Regions from separate parts of the Mus musculus genome. Here region 2 is linked to region 1. Evidence: chromatin loops called from intact Hi-C (ENCODE). Cell type or tissue: heart. All regions are shown on one strand.

Region 1 (2,500 bases):
GTTAAGAACAAATAGCTATAGATCTTGTGGACAGGACCTAGCAACTCATTCTGTTCTGTTCCTCCTGCTGAACTTTTTACCTAGCCAATATCCTGCTTTTGGGAACAGGTGGGTTCCCCCAGAATCAAAGCGATTCTGCGTCATCCCCCTCCCCATATCCTGCTTCTGTGGGCATAAAACCTGCCTGGGAAAAATAAAATTTGTCAGTTTGATCAGAGGGCTTTTTTTTTTTTTTTTTTTTTTTTTTGACTTGCTGTCTGTTCTTTGTGTTTCCTTGTTCTCCAGTCTCTCCACAGGTGTTTCCCCAGACCCTGTTCAACTGTCCTGCGGGTCGGGACAAACTGGTGCCTGAACCCCAGGAGATCACAGAGGAGAGAATGCCGCTCTTCATTGGAGGGTAGGCCTACCTCTCATCTTGAGAAACGCCAGAAAGTGACTTTGGTTCCACATGACGCCACTGAGCAACCTATCTTGAGACAGTCTGGGAGGAATAAATAAAGGGGCGCAGATCTTAGGAGAAATACGGTAAGACATGCCACCCCCCCCCCCTTTTTTTTTTTTTTTTTTGAAACGGTCACTTTTTGTGATAGGGCTCAAGGAGTCACTCAAAACGCAAAGAACTAGGGTTAATAAAAAGTATTTAATATAATTTTTAGATTTTGTGTGAGATATTTGTCCATGGTTCCCCCAAAAGGGAACAATTGATGAGAAACACTGGCGCAGAGTTGGCGATTGCTTTAAAGATTATTATGAAGCATTTGGATCTACAAAGATACCCGTTACTGCCTTTAGCTACTGGTTCCTCATTAATGATAGTTTTAGATTCCCAGCATTTAGTGTCCGAGGGGGAGCGATTTGTTAAGGAATCCGCCTCTCCCCATCCTCCACCACCGCAGTCGCTGGAAGAGCAGTTTCTTAAAAAACTGGTCCCCTGTCCTCTGCTAACCTAGCGATTCATACAGTGCCGCCTTCCCCTTTAAGGGAAGGATCCTTGCCCGCTTCACCCTCTGTAAGTGATGTTATGGATCTTTCCTTGCCTCCACTTATGGAGGAAATTAGGATGGCTGACCTTTATCCTTCCCTCATTAATTTTGGTAACGAGCTGCTACCCGCTGAGGAGGAGGCTCTCATAGGAGAGGTAGCTCCACCCAAACCCGCCACAATCGCCCTGGCTCCTCTGCTGAGAAATGTTGCTACACTCCCATCTTTCTGCCACAACCCTTTGGGATTTTAGATGCAGTTTTTGATCCGTCTGCCATGTCCAGTGCCCGCCATCAGTTAATTGCTGAGGTGGCATTTCTGCGCAACATGGTAGAAACCGGAAATGAGCAAGTGCGGCTGCTCAGAGCTCTCCAGCAATTAGAGGATGAATGGCTTGATCTAACACCTCCCCACCCCGCCCCTGCACCTGCCTTTCATGTGCACCTACAGTTGCTGCTATCCTGGAGCAATGTGTCTTCCTGAGATGTGTTCTGTGCAGGCTGTGTCAGTCGCTCCAAATCACATCGTATTTGACCTGACTGACATTAATTTGAATATTGTGGATTTCTTTTCTGCTGCCTTTTCTGCTGGCAGTGAGTTCCAGGGCCAGCTGTGTTTCCCCTGCATAGGGTAATAGGAGTTACTAAGGGGAACTGTTTGCGAAGCTACCTCGGCCCCTAGGTATTGTTTTTTAGAATTTTTCTAATTTTTAGCAGCTGTCCTGAGATTCTTGAGTTTGAAGACATTTAAAACCCCTGCTCTGTAAGCATCCTCCTCCACAGCTAACTGGCTGAGCCAATCCAAAGGTCCCTCCCTCCCTTCTGCTCTGTTTGCAGCTGCTGCTTAATGATCCCCTTATACAATTTGTTAGGATGCATTCCTTGGTTTTCCCCAAAATTTGACTCCTTGAAGGCTCATTGGTGTTTACAGATGGTTCCTCAATAGGCAAAGCTGCCTTTGTTGTATAAGATCGGGTTACTTCAATGCAGTCCCCATATTCCTCTGCCCAGCTGGTGGAATTGTTTGCAGTCCTTCAGGTTTTTAAAATGTTACCAATGACCCCATTTAATTTGTATACTGACAGTGCTTACCTGGCTCATTCTACTCCTGTTTTAGAGACAATCCCTTATATTAAGCCTGCTTCCACTGCTTCCAAATTATTTGTGGAGATTCAATCCCTAATTATTAAAAGGACAGTGGCTTTTTTTTTTGTGGGACATTTGAGAGCCCATTCTGGCCTGGGTAGTCCTCTGTCGCATGGAAATGCCCTGACTGACGAGGCCCCTTGTGCAGCATTCCCTGCCCTACTTGATTCCATAGATTTGGCTAACCAGGCTCATGCTTTGCATTATTTAAATGCCTCTACCTTAAGCCAAATGATCAAGATTTCTAGAGATCAAACAAGAGAAATTGTTAAGTCCTGTGGTGGATGCACCACTCTGCTGCTGGTTCCTCACCTGGGAGTTAACCCTTGGGGACTCATCCCTAATGAACAATGGCAGATGGATGCTACCCATTT
Region 2 (2,500 bases), 410 kb after region 1:
ACACCCGGGACCCAACCAAAATGCTGGAGTAGTCTATTCACCAGGTTCAAGTGAGAATGCTTGAATCCTACTTAGAAGGGGGAACTAAATAGTCATAGGAGGCAAAGAGAGCAAGAAATCTGGGTGAGAGAGGACAGGGAGACGAGAAGAGAGGGCAGGACCAGGCATGGGGAGAAACAGAAGAGAGGCCCAAATGTCCAGGAGAATAAATGAAAATCTGAAGTTGCTGGGGCTGGGGGATTCTCTAGGAAGTCCCAGAGATCCAAGATGTGGGAGGCTCCCAGGAGTCAAGGCAGGTGGCCTTAGCTGAAATGCTCAACAGTGGGGATATGGAAACTGAAGAGACCACGTCCAGTAGACAGACAGCATACTCAGTGGAGGAATGGGGACACCCACCTACAAGTCCTATGACCCCAAATTGGTCCTGTCTGAGACAAATGCAGGGACAAAGATGGAGCAGAGACTAAAGGAATGGCCAACCAGTGACTGGACCATTTTGAGATCTATCCCATGGACAGGTACCAATCTCTCACACTATTAATGATACTATGTTATGCTTGCAGACAGGAACCTAGAATAGTAGCCCTCTGAGAAGCTCTACCCAGCAGCTGACTGAGACAAATGCAGACACCCACATTAGACAAACATTGGACAGAGATCAGGGCCACCTAAGAAAAAATTAGGGGAAGAGTTGAAGACCTTCAAAGAGATGGCAAACCCACAGGAAGACCAAAAGCTCAACTAACCTGGACACTTGGGAGCTCCCGAAGACTGAGCCACCAACCAAAGATCATACACTGGCTGACCCAAGGCCCCCAGTACATATGTAGCCGAGAGCTGCCTTGTCTGACCTCAGTGGGAGAGGATGCACCAGAGTGGGGGGATGCAGGGTGAAAGCTGCCTTCTCAGAAGCAAAGAGGAGGGGAGATTTGGGAAAGAACTCTTCAAGGGAGGACAGGAAGAGGGAACAGCATTTGGAATGTAAATAAATAAGTAAATAAATAAATAACTTTTTTAAAAAAGAAAAGAGAAATATGGATTTCAATAGTAATTATACTTTTGTGGATATCAATCCATATTTGCCATGTTAAGAACTCAGAATTGCCGGGTAGTGGTGGCACATGCCTTTAATCCCAGCACTTGGGAGGCAGAAGCAGGTGGATTTCTGACTTCGAGGCCAGCCTGGACTACAGAGTGAATTCCAGGACAACCAGGGCTATACTGAGAAACCCTGTAAAAACAAAACAAAAAAAGAACTCATAATTTTGAGACATTTGCTTTATGAAGAGTTTATTATCTGATTGTATGCAGACTATTTCAAGAGAAAAATAGCTATTTTCCAAATTACACTGATATGATAAATAATAACTAGAATGTTAACTTTTGTGCATGTTCTCACCTTTTCCATTTGTATATCCTTGCTTAGCTTTCTGGCTGTTTTGAAAATCAGGAATGTACCTGTTCAGAGAAATATGTCAGAGGGATAATTTATACACATTCATTTTTCAGTCCTCCGTCTCCACCTTGTGTTTGCTTGCCAGTATTACAGTTGCCTTTAATGGCCAGAGGAGGGGGACAGAAACCATTAAGTTTCAGCAACTTTTGATCTGGGAAACCTGGATGATCAGAATACACAAGAGCAACCAGTGCTCCTCACTTCTGAGCCCTCTCCCCGATCAAAGAGGATTTGTTTTCATGAGCATCTTCAGAAGAGTGTAGTTCATATCCAGAAAATTCCACTTCAGTCCCACGAGGTCTTTGGAGGCCCTGGAATGCAGGAATCTCTGTAGTATTGTCATCCTAGTTGTTAAGGTCAAAGAAAGTTTGCTGTCTGACAGCCCTAAAGAAACTAGGCTTGGCTATCCATCCAAAATAAGTCAACTGAAGAGACAAGAACTGGGAAAAGAACTGGGGCCTCACTGGGTATGCTGTGGGGGAAGATTTGCGGGACACTAAATCCAGCTGGACTTCAGTCATAATGACCTAGAATGTCCCCTAAAGATGACACCAACTGGAGAACAGGTGTTCAAAAAATTAAGCCTATTGAGGGTATTTCTCATTCAAACTATCACAGAGCTTATCTGTAAACTGCACAACTAACAGAGAACTTGATTGTGAGCCCACTTTGTTTTAAGATTAATTTTTATTCTTTTTTACATGTATGTCAATATATGTATGAGGATGTACACAGTAACACCAGACATACTGGATATCCCCGGAGCTGGAGCAACAGGTGTTTGTGAGCCACCTATTGGAAGTGCTTGTAACTGAAACTGGGAACACTGCTATCTCAAGAAGCTATGGTAGCCACTAATTCAAATATTCAAACCCAGGAACACAATGTTGCTAACTTTCTTTTGCTGAATTCCAGAGCCTGGAACAGGGCCAGGCAGGTGACAGACTCCCCAACACTTACTTAGGACTAAATCTCAGGAGCAGGCTGTGGCTACCTAAAGGTGGACCTGGAGCAGGAATATAGAGGGATTGTCTCTTCCATTTG

What was found. Peaks named below come from ENCODE experiments on the same cell type or tissue, not always from the same donor. Only the 100,000 strongest peaks of a DNase experiment are listed, where the experiment ranks them.
Region 2: a loop joins it to region 1, with 2.6 times the contacts of the local background. A loop is called at or near these places in 4 of 42 quality-filtered maps.

Annotation. Positions count from the first base shown.
Region 1 is chr17:36,314,268-36,316,767 of GRCm38, forward strand. Gm33257 (a long non-coding RNA gene) reads left to right here. Exons shown (of 4, transcript XR_385570.4): 3 at 286-525. Among named protein-coding and RNA genes, the nearest start is that of H2-M10.1, 11 kb to the right of the region's middle. In heart, no CTCF peak of the experiment used is centred here; a DNase peak (open chromatin) is centred at 1,294; H3K4me3 peaks cover 1,361 bases; H3K27ac peaks cover 766 bases; H3K27me3 peaks cover 549 bases.
Region 2 is chr17:36,724,710-36,727,209 of GRCm38, forward strand. No RefSeq gene overlaps it. Among named protein-coding and RNA genes, the nearest start is that of H2-M10.5, 47 kb to the right of the region's middle. In heart, a CTCF peak has its summit at 1,539; no DNase peak of the experiment used is centred here; H3K27me3 peaks cover 274 bases.